Linked DNA regions of Homo sapiens: regions 1 and 2 are each linked to region 3. The links are chromatin contacts, found by Hi-C in ENCODE. All regions are on one chromosome and are shown on one strand. The core of a region is the stretch at or near the end of the contact, and the rest is flanking DNA. Distances in the headings are between cores, read along the strand shown. Region 1 holds the start of RIGI (RNA sensor RIG-I). Region 2 holds the start of TOPORS (TOP1 binding arginine/serine rich protein, E3 ubiquitin ligase). Region 3 has its middle 34 kb from the start of LINC01243.

Region 1 (3,926 bases), core at 1,236-3,735, 1.2 Mb after region 3:
ATTCTCTCTCTCCCTGTCTTGTACCTATTCAAGCCATTCCTCAAACTGAAGTCAAAGTCGTTTTTCTACAATGCAAATTCTATTTTGGTCCCCTCTCCTTATCACATTTCAGTGGATAAAGTCCAAAACTGTTCATATCCCACTTCTGCTTGCCTGTCAAGTTTCATCTCTCTGAACTCCTGCCTCTCTCTCCACAATGCCACCATACTAATATTTTCTGGATACCTGGAACACTCTAGTTTCTCTTTCACCTTGGACCTTTGCACATAAGGAGCCCTCTAACTGCAATTTATTGTCTCCTTCCAGCTAATTTTTCCTCTTTCTTTAGACCTCAGTTCAAATGCCAAATATCTGGGAAGCTTTGGCTGTGCCCTTTGGACTCTAGTAGACATCCCAGCTTTTTTCCATCAAAGCACTGCTGCACTTTATTATTTACTATTTTGTTACCTGCATTCACATAGACACACTAATCACTATTAGGGCAGGGACAGTTTCTACTGTGCTCATCATTGCTTCCTCAACTTTCAATGACACTATTAGGTAATAGGTGCTGAGTAAATTACCTCCAATGCTAACATAATACTGACACGAGTTGCTTATTTTATTCCATCAAAGTGTATCAAATCAATATATGAGTGCATGAAAAAATGGAATTCACACCAGTTGTTAGTGTTTCTTCCAAGTACTTCTTCAGGTGCCAAGCTACACTGGTCACTAGAATGCCATTCCACAACCTTTCTTTTAGTTTTGTAGAGCAATTAGCATTCAAGTTAGTTGCCGGTCTTAACGCCATTTCCAAAAACTGCAATAACATCAGGAAAGACTGGCACTTGGAGACTTTTAGGATTCCCAGGCCCCCTCTCATCGACTTTTTTTTGTTTTTCGGTTTTTTTTTTTTTTTTTTTTTTTTTTTTGGAGACAAGAGTCTCACGATGTCACCCAGGCTGAGTGCAGTGGTGCGATCTCACCATAACCTCTGCCTCCCTGGTTCAAGCGATTTTCATTCCTCAGCCTCCTGAGTAGCTGGGACTACAGGAGTGCACCACTACGCCTGGCTAATTTTGTATTTTTCGGTAGAGACGGGGTTTCACCATATTGGCCAAGCTGGTCTCGAACTCCTGACCTTGTGATCCACCCGCCTAGGCCTCCCAAAGTGCTGGCTGCAGGGAGCCGAAGGCCCTTGGGATGTGACCAACTCAGCATTCCGCTGGAGGCTATATGATCAAACAGCAAACTGTTTATCATGAATGCAGCACCTGGGCAAACTCACACTGCCTTGCCACCAAATGGTTTGCTGAGCGCCTCACTCCCTGGCGCCAGGCTCCTTGAAATTATTTATTGAGAAATCTAGCACCTATTGTTCAAAGAATGCAGTCTTGCAAGCCTGCTGTGAATCAAGCAGCCAGCCAACAAGCACCTCCCCTTCTCGCTATCTCTTTTGCCTAATAAGAAGGGCTGTGTAAAGCTCAGGGCCCTTGTCCACTAGAGGCAAGGTGCCCCCTGACCCCTTCTTCCAGATATACTCTTTTGTCTCTTGTCTTTTATTCCCGCGTTCGCCCCTCTTTGTTCAGTCCCCTAGGTCCGTGCGGGTTACATAGTGGCACCCCGAACAGCAACAGCATCGGGTGCTCTACAGCTGGGATTACAGCGTGAGGGACCACGCCCGGCCTCATCGATATCTTTTAAGTACCACCTCCTTTCACCTCTTTCCCAGAAGCCTCTGCTCATCTCCAGCACAAAGTAATTCGATACAAATTTACAAAATGGTCATTACCCAGGATCACCTGTCTCCGAAGTTAGATGGAAACACCTGTATTAAAGCCTAAAGCTATTCGGTCTGGAAAAGTCCGGCTCCTCTCCAGCTTCCACTTCTTTAGGCGTGCAAATAAGATTCGGCAGAGTAAGCATCAACTTCCTTTAAGCTCAGACCGCACTTTGTGCTCAGTACTGTAATTATCTGCCCTTTGTGTCCCATCCCTTGGACTGTAATGTATACTAAGGAAGAGCCCTTATCTTATTTCTCAATCTCTGTCAGTACCCAGCCAAGCACACAGTAGACTTTAATATTAGTGAAAATAAATGAAACAAAATTTCTTCCCCAGCTTTGAACCTAAATAGATGAGCACCCTTAAGCAAGTCACTTCACCTCGCTGGAACTCAGTTTCCCCACCTAGGCCTCCGAGGGCTCCTCAAACTCTGGCAACCTCTAGCCTAAAATGCTGCGGAGATCTTACCACAAACCTGGGGAGTCTGGCAGGCTCTCTGCATTGATTAAAAGAAGGGAACGAAGCAAGAGAAAAACAAGTCCTCAATTGTTTTCCGCCGAGAAGGCGCCGCTGGAGACACTCACCCTCCCTAAACCAGGGGGCCATGTAGCTCAGGATGTAGGTAGGGTCCAGGGTCTTCCGGATATAATCCTGGAAGGCTTGCAGGCTGCGTCGCTGCTCGGTGGTCATGCCGGCCTCTGCTTGCAGCTAGCTACGTTCCCCGCAGGCTGTGCCTCACTAGCTTTAAAGCCGGGTAGGAGGAGGGCGTGGCGAGCGGGGAAAGCAGGGATTTTCCGAGGAAATGAGGCCGGACGCGAGGCGGAGCTGCATAGGAACTTTAATAACTAAAGGGAAAATCGAAAGTGCAACTAGCGGCGGGCGGGGTTCGCGGAGGCTGTTTTGCCTCGGGCTAGTTTCGTTTCCCTCCGCACCGAGGAAGCCCGGGAACGGAGAGGACCCCTAGGAATTGCTTTTATTTTTATGATCTTATATTTTGTTTTGCTTTTATAGCGCTAACGTTTAGACACAGTAAAATGCACACAATCTGAGTGTGCAATTCGATGAGTTTTGTAAAGTGTACACCTGTGTACCCAGTTCTCCCACGTCGGCTGGGTGCCAGGGTAAGTCTATGTTTAGCTTTATAGGAAACCGCCACCTGTTGTCCAAAATGACTGATTACATCCAGTTTACATTCCCACCCGCAGTAGGAGAGCTCCAGTAGATAGACACATTGGTCAGCCTTTCTTTTTTTTTTTTAATTTTAACTTCCATCTTGGTCGGTGTGAAATGGTATATTATTGTGGTTTTAATTTTAATTTCCCATATAATTAATGGTGGGCACATTTGCATGTGCTTACTGGGTCATTCATATATCTTTTGTGAAGCATCTGCTCCAATCTTTTGCCTGACTTTGGAGTTTTTTGGTTTATGGATTTACAGGAGTTATTTATTCAGGATACAAAATTGTTAAATATATGTATTCGAAATATCTTCTTCCAGTCTGTGGCTTACCATTTCATTTTCTTAAAGGTGTCTTTTGAGGAGCAGACACTTATATTGATGCAATTTTCAGGTTTTTCTTCTGTTTGTTGTTTTTTGTGTCCTCTTTAATAAATCTTTGCCTACCCCAAGGTCATGAAAATATTGTTTCCTTTTAGATTTATATTTTTAGCCTTTACTTCTGGGTCTATTACTATCTCAAAATAATTTTGTTGTGGCGTGAGATGGGGGGTCCAGGTTCACTTTTTCCATATTTCTAATTGTTTCAGCACCGTTTGTTGAAAACTTTTCCTTTTGGCATTGGATAGCCTTGGGACCTTTGTAAAAAAACCAAGTCCATTGAATGTATATGTGTCTATTTCTGACTCTTGTTATATTCTACTTCCTACTACTTTGACAATACCATTGTCTCTAGGTTACTTTAGATTTCAACTAAGTCTCAAAATCAAGTACTACTAAGTTCTCCAAATTTGTTTTTCACTGTGAAGATATTAGCTATTTGAGATTCTTTGCATTCCTTTTTTTTTTTTTTTTTTAATTTCTTTTTTGAGACAAGGTCTCACTCTGTCTCCCAGGCTGGAGTGCAGTGGTGCAAACAGGGGTCACTGCAACCTTGAATCCCTGTGCATTTCCATATGAAATAAGAATCAACTTGTCAAT
Region 2 (3,341 bases), core at 382-2,881, 1.2 Mb after region 3:
GGCGGCTGCGACCCCTGTGACGCAAAGGGCTCATCACCAATGGCAGCTCGGAAGCAGGGCAGAGAGCGAGACCCACCCCCCAGCTCCCGCGCATCAAAACACAACACCCGCCTTCCTCACGCATGCGCAGCAGATGGACGCCGGCCTCGGGGGCGGGGCTCAGCGCACCGGCCCAAATGCGGCCCCTCCCCCGCCGCTCCAGACCCCGGAGGAGGGCAGCGCGACCCTCCCCATCTTGTTACTGGTACTCAGCCACTGGGGACACTGACTGAATGTTCGCCCCTAACTTACCCGGAAAACACGAGAACTAGTTCGATGTCGTTTCAACCTTACCAAACTCTGCGGAAACTTAGGAAATTATCTTTAGTGTCTAGATAGGGGAATTGTTAGATGGACTTGAAGTCTCTCACCTCCTGTTGTACGCCTCCCGGAAGCAACACCAGGAGTCCAACGGGATCCCAAACCAGAGCCCAACCAGTATCCTATAAAGTCTTCAGAGAGGGATCCCCTCCAGGCTGGGGAGAAACAGGACAACCTAACAAAACAGGGCCTGGACTCCTCCCTAAACAGACCACGTTTTTCTCCGCTCTTCCCCTTCCCACTCCCTGAAATCTAGACTAAAACTCTTTTAAGATAACTGCGAGGTATAAAGAACGTCTAGAGCCTAAGCGGCCCGTTGCCAGATTCTACTCCTCAGGCCTCAAATGTGAGCGCCCCAAACATTCTAGAGCTGAACCTGGTACGCTCGCCCACCAAACTGCCGTGCTCGGGGCTTAGTATCTCACGCGCGGCAGTTCAAGAACATCAGACACGCTCAACAAACACTTGTTGCTTGACTGATACATTATGGCGGGTAACGCGTCCCACGTATTTCTTCTTAGAGATATACATTACGCTATACGTTTCTGAAGAATGGCTCGATTTACAGGGGTTCCCACAACGATTTGTCACATATAAAAGAGTGGGTGGTATTTTTACGTCAAAGATGAACAGGCGAACGTCCATCTAAATCGTGTGGTATCAGATGCGGGGAGGCGTGGGGGAGGGAGCGGGGGAGAAAGCGTTAATTCTTCCAGCTTTAGAGCCAGACGTAATATTTAAAACGTGGATTGTTTTTCAAATTAACTTTTAAATGGACACGACAGCACCTTATCCTGCATTAATATTGCATTGCAACTAGAAAGAAAACCAGTGGAGGTACGCCTATCTCCTTAGTTGGCAAAAAAAAAAAAAAAAAAGCAATTTTTAACATTTTCTCGTTTATTCCCCTCTCTAAAAGGCGGGCAAGGCCCCCGATCACGTGATACCGCCCCCCAACTCCGGGCGGAAGAGGCCAGCGACAGCGCTGCACGAAGCGAGTGGGCGGGCGCTCGTGCCCGGCTAAAAGATGGCTGCTGGCGCCTGGCAGCCACCGCCTGGGAGGTTACTGTAAGGCCCGCAGCTCCCGCCAGCTCCCGCGGACTGCTGCCGCCTCCTTACCATGAAGCCAGTAAGTCGTCGCACGCTGGACTGGATTTATTCAGTGGTAAGTCCCGGGGATCGCGGGCCCCCACCGTGTCGACTCACTGGGCCCGCAGGCGGAAAGGCCCTATTTCTTCAGCACCCAGAAACTCCAAAATCCATTCCTGAATTAAGCATTTCACTCCCTCACCTCGACTCCGCCTCTTCCTGGAGGATACGATCTTCCGCTTCTTACGTAAGGGCTGCTGGGTGTACCCGCCACTGGAACCCCATTTATTCGACTTTGTTACTTTAATTCCCACCTTAGCAATGGCAACGGTAACCTGACGGGGGCGAGGGGAAATATCAGGTAGATTTCACACCTCCTTTGCGATTTTTGGTTTAGTTGCTGCTTGCCATCGTTTTAATCTCCTGGGGCTGCATCATCTATGCTTCGATGGTGTCTGCAAGACGACAGCTAAGGAAGAAATACCCAGACAAAATCTTTGGGACGAATGAAAATTTGTAACTCTTCTGGATTTAATTATCTGAAAATACAGTTCTTTCCCTCATGCTTATGTAGATATAAAAATAAAATTCATAATGCAAAGTTCCCAAGTTTATTTTTGCATTATCCTTTATAACAAGCACTAGTATGCAAATTTTTCACTTAGAGATTTTAGTATTTTACATTCTCATGACAAAATTAACAGCAACCTAAATCTGACAGTCTTGAGTGTCAGATCATAGTTGGAATAAGCTTTTCAATCAAGTTTCTAAATTCTTCAAAAATGATTCGGAAAGCTTTTTTTTTTTTTGAGACGGAGTCTTGCTCTGTCGCCCAGGCTCAGTGGCACTATCTCGGCTTACTGCAAGCTCCGCCTTCTGGGTTCACACCAATCTCGTGCCTCAGCCTCCGCAGTAGCTGGGACTACAGGAGCCCGCCACCACGCCCGGCTAATTTTTTTGTATTTTTAGTAGGGACGGGGTTTCACTGTGTTAGCCATGATGGTCTCGATCTCCTGACTTCGTGATCTGCCCGCCTCGGCCTCCCAAAGTGCTGGGATTACAGGCATGAGCCACTGCGCCTGGCCGGAAAGATTTCCTTAAAACAAAAGTGCATGGAATTGCTGTTCTTACATTTGTTTATTGTGATATTTCACTGTTGCATACCCTGATACCAAATTAGTGTAAGTACTGTGTAAGAAAAAAACAAACAAACATGTAACTAAATACTTTTCCATACCGTTTTCCAAGTCAAGAATGACCAGAAAAAGTAGGTAGTCTCTCATATTTGTTTAGCATGTCCACTTTTTACTTATTGTTAAATTACTCAGTCTCAAATTGTACAATGCTTGAAAACAGATATGACAATTTCTGAGATTAAACTTTATTAAAGTTACTTTTCCAGAAAATTCAGTAAATATGGTAATATAGGAACAAACTTAGGCTCATAAGCCTTTTAACTTTTTACATAATCTTTAATGATGTTGATCAGGAAATTCTTTCATTGGTGGAATTACTTCTCCAGTCTCCAGAATTGTATCACCCTAGGAAAACAAAGATACAGTTAGTACAAAAATCTTAAGTCTACAGAGGTGATAGTTCTATTCTGTTCTATGTTCATCAGATCTCACATGGAAAATGTACTTGAGTTCTGGCATTCCCTTTAAAAGGACCCTAGACAAAGTAGAAGCTGACTAAATCTGAACAATCAGTATTCAAAATTTTAAGGTATAGTGAAATAATAGGGAAATTTTCACTCAGAAACAAAATAATCAAAAAGGGCACGAAAATTGTGTTCTCTAAGTGATAAAGGGATAATCTTTTATTTTGTATGACCCCAATAAATGGAGGCCCCAGAAAGAAGTTGCAAGGAAACATCTGCAGTTCCAGATAAG
Region 3 (3,754 bases), core at 783-3,282:
ATTTAACAGAAAAGTTATCTATGTCTAAAGATTTTTTTTAATGAGAAAGTTTGAAATGACAGATCCGATTTCTTTAACTGACATGGAATTGTGCAGGTTTTCCATTTCTTCCTGTGTCAGTTTTTTAAAGTTATTTTTCTCAAAGAATTTGCCTATTTTATTTAAGTTATATTATAGACATAAAGTTTCTCATAATATTCTCTTCCTGTTTAAAATATTTTATAATTCATAATAATCCCCTGTTCTCAATCATCTTGTTAGAAATTTTTTTCTCTCTTTTTTTGTTCCTTCTTGCTTTAACCTATTTAGTGAAACAAAATTTGGCTTGTTTCAATGTCCTTTGTGTTAATCCATTTTCTATTTTACTGATTGCTGTTACTTTAGTTATTATATTCATCTTTCTACTTTATTTGCATGTAGTTTGCTCAACTTTTTCTGGAAATCTATGCTTATACTTAAGTGGTTCACTTGTAAACTGCCTATATTTAAGCCTCTTTTTATAAAATCTGACAGTTTTTCTAATGTAATTGGAGTGGTTAGACCATTTATATTTAATATAGTTACCGATGAGGTTGTTTTAAAATATACAAGCTATTGCTATTTCCTTCTGTTTTTTCTTTTTACATTTTTGTCTCTTTTGAGGAACTCAAGTAATTTTTTATTTTGTCAGCACTATTGCATTTCACTTTTCCTATTTTAATGTTTACTTAGCACTTTAAAATACATATGGCTAACTTGAGCTCAGTTTGAATTAATATTTTAATAATCTGTTAACAAGAATAACAATCTTTTGTTATTATTGATATATAAATAAATACCATATTTTATTCTACTTAAGCCATACATCCAAAATTACACAGATCTTTTAATGTTTTATTATAGACTTTTATCTTTATCTATATTAATCTATCATTCTCATACTTTCCTGCAGATTTGTGCTTCTTCCTGAAAACATTTTTCCTTTACCTGAAGAGTAAATTTTGTTTTTTCTATTGTGGGTATGCTGGAGACAAATTTTTTTCAGCTTTCATTTTTCCAGTTATCTATTTATTTTACTTTCATTTATGAAGGATATTTCACTAGATTAAAAACTATTGACTAGATTTTCTTTTCCTTTTTGCTCTTTAAAAATGACATTTTATTGCCTTCTGGTCATCTGGGTTTCATTATCAGTGATGACAATATTTAAGTTTTTAAAAGCATTTTTATGAAGCCTTTATGATATGCTTTGGGTTGGTGCATATGTGTATTTGTGTTGTATTAATCCTGTTTGGGGTTTAATGAGCTTACTGAAATTCATATTAAAGGTTTTACAAATTTAGGAGATTCTTTCATATTGTATCTTCAAAATTTTCTGTGTCTTAATTATCTTTCTGTGTTATTCTCAGTCTCCTAACATGGAAAAATATTTGACATTACCTCAGAAGACTGATACTCTGTTTTAATTTTTTCTTTTATTTATAAATTAATCTATGCTCACTCTATACTTTGTATAGTTTTATTAATGTATCTTAAATTCTCTAAGCCATTTTTTCTTCTGTGACAAGTCTGCTGTTACCCTATCCAAGCAACACTATTTAAGATTTTAAAAAATTCTTAGTTGAAGAAAATACATTTGGTTCTTTTATAAAATTATAAAATTTCTGTGAAAATAATAATCTCCTATTCTCAGCCATCTGTTAAAATGACCAATACTTTCATTGATTTTGTCCACTTTTCTCTCTGATTTTTCTCTTATTTGTAATCATTTTTATAAAGTGTTTTTTCTAACACTTAGGTTGTTTGTTGTTCTGTTCCCATTTTCTTATTTAACTGTTGAATATGAATATTAATTTTACGGTTTTCTGCCCCTTATGTAAATGTTTTTTGTATACCAAATATTGTGTTCAAAAAAAATTGTAATTTGACCAAATACTATTATATTTTTCTCTTTTGATATACATTTACACGCAGGGGACAATACTTTAATCCTTTCAGGGCTGAGCTGAGTTGTTTGGCCTGTTTGTTTTTGCTGCTGAGTGAGTTTCAGTTTCCTTTTAGCTTCCTGTTCTTAAGAATAACATGTGGTTCCGTACATCTAGCAGGATGTTGTGATATAAGTACAGCAGGACTTCAAAGACTTATTTCTGTTTTTCAATCCATCCTCCAGCCTTCAATTCTATTATGCTTTCAGAAAATGTCCTGTAAAAAAGAACTGGCAGGCAGGAAAAACTTAGCTGTATATTTGGGATCCCACATACTCGAATCTATCACATCAGTTCAAATGGTTGCTATCCATTCCGCTGGTTTCTCCTTATCCCATAACAGTCCCTTTAAGTTTGGCAGGCTTGATCCTCTACCCACCCGTGGCCGAGGTTTAACATATGCCTGAGAGAAGGAAGAGATCACTGGTTTCTGTTTTTCTAGAAACTTCTGGTATTTCTCTGGAACATAATCATTAAGAGTCTTTTGAATCACCAGCACTTTTTGCCTTTAAAAACATAGGACTTTTAATTTATCTAGGAAACAATTTCCAAAAAATGGAAACAATTTTTTCTTACGAATTCTACATTCTAGCTAGAGCAGAATATCTGGAGACAAAGAGCTTTAGTTCAGTATAATAGTGATGACTGTTAATGTTTATTGAATACTGCTGGATGTAAAGTTTGACACTAATCACTTTAAATACGGTATCTCACTTAATACTAGAATGTATTTAGTTATCTCATTTTAAATCAAGGAAAAAAGAATCGTAGATGTTAGTATTTTTCTAAATATCAAATGTTGAAAAAGTGTGCCACAATGAGCTTTGAATTCGGATGTAATTTCCTCAAGAGATGACATATTATGTTGGCTTTGCTTGATGTAGACAACATATAGCATAGTGACTTCAATTTGGAACCTACTAAAAAACCTTATGGGGAGAAGATAGTACTACAAAGGCTTGGAGAGGGACAGCTGTTGGTTAGTATTCATGTAAACACACATACACTGCCTCCTGGCACACCTGAGATGGGAGAGCCAACTGTCTTAAAGTTTCAGTGATGCTGAAAGCATTCTCAATGTTCTGATGAGAATAATATCCACTGAATCAGAAATCAAAGAAATCAACCTCACATGCTATAAGCTTTTATCCCCTACAGCTAGACAGGTCAGAGACAGACCAGTGATGGTCAAAAGATGCTGAAAATTAACAATTGATTCTAAGCATTCTACAGATGATTACTAATTTGTGAGTGTTAAAGAAGTATACTGATTTACCTTTTAGAGGTCAGTATTGAAAGTGTGGAAAAAACCTTCCACAGGATCTAAAGATTACAGCAACAATTGAGAGGCACTTTGAAATTTGTCAAAATGGGAGAGGATATAAGCATTTAGTTTGGTAAAATAGATTCAATCCAAACAACTGTGCTATCATTATCAGCATGAAACAATGTAATAATCTGAATAAGAAGGCTCTGTTTTAAAAAACAGTTGCTAAAGTGTTATGATAACCTCAGAAATATCCCAAGAGGAATGAAACTCTAAACAGAAAACAGGAATTCAAATATTTTTCTCTGAATCGATATTTTATAGTGGGAGAATGATACTTCTCCAAATTGACATTCAGATTTTCAAACTAAAATGTTAATCTTTATCTTTCTGTCATTCATTATCTCTTCTCTGAGCCAAACTCATAAAGACAAAGGTAACATATGTTAGAAATGGAAATGATCATTTGGGCAATGCGTACAATATCCTGCAGCTCCAGTAAAATTATTTCAGTTTTAGTTGT

Evidence for each region. A loop is a pair of places that touch in the nucleus more often than their neighbours do. Pooled maps may share reads with other maps.
Region 1: a map of CD8-positive, alpha-beta T cell shows a loop between it and region 3 (4-fold over the local background). The contact joins the promoter of RIGI here to the enhancer-like site in region 3. A Hi-C loop is called at or near these places in 1 of 168 maps with a recorded cell type or tissue (CD8-positive, alpha-beta T cell), 1 of 37 single-sample maps with no recorded cell type and 3 of 50 pooled maps.
Region 2: a map of CD8-positive, alpha-beta T cell shows a loop between it and region 3 (4-fold over the local background). The contact joins the promoter of TOPORS here to the enhancer-like site in region 3. A Hi-C loop is called at or near these places in 2 of 168 maps with a recorded cell type or tissue (CD8-positive, alpha-beta T cell and naive thymus-derived CD4-positive, alpha-beta T cell), 1 of 37 single-sample maps with no recorded cell type and 6 of 50 pooled maps.

The regions. Positions count from the first base shown.
Region 1 is chr9:32,523,711-32,527,636 of GRCh38, forward strand. RIGI (RNA sensor RIG-I) reads right to left here and starts at 2,486. Exons shown (of 18, transcript NM_014314.4): 1 at 2,351-2,486. The coding sequence starts at 2,456. RefSeq lists an enhancer at 2,387-2,636.
Region 2 is chr9:32,550,955-32,554,295 of GRCh38, forward strand. TOPORS (TOP1 binding arginine/serine rich protein, E3 ubiquitin ligase) reads right to left here and starts at 1,632. Exons shown (of 3, transcript NM_005802.5): 1 at 1,480-1,632; 2 at 1-14. The coding sequence starts at 1,482. It overlaps SMIM27 (small integral membrane protein 27), which reads left to right and starts at 1,373. Exons shown (of 2, transcript NM_001387564.1): 1 at 1,373-1,525; 2 at 1,847-2,053. The coding sequence starts at 1,481. The coding sequence ends at 1,969. It overlaps NDUFB6 (NADH:ubiquinone oxidoreductase subunit B6), which reads right to left. Exons shown (of 4, transcript NM_002493.5): 4 at 2,047-2,990. The coding sequence ends at 2,922. RefSeq lists a silencer at 193-412 and enhancers at 692-1,406, 1,053-1,262, 1,273-1,602, 1,407-2,120.
Region 3 is chr9:31,345,204-31,348,957 of GRCh38, forward strand. No RefSeq gene overlaps it. Among named protein-coding and RNA genes, the nearest start is that of LINC01243, 34 kb to the right of the region's middle. RefSeq lists enhancers at 1,943-2,012, 2,043-2,102. Within about 2 kb of position 2,033, at least 7 of the 41 ENCODE cell types and tissues checked have a DNase peak (open chromatin) inside an H3K27ac peak, as active enhancers do; they include CD8-positive, alpha-beta T cell, where a contact is called at or near this core.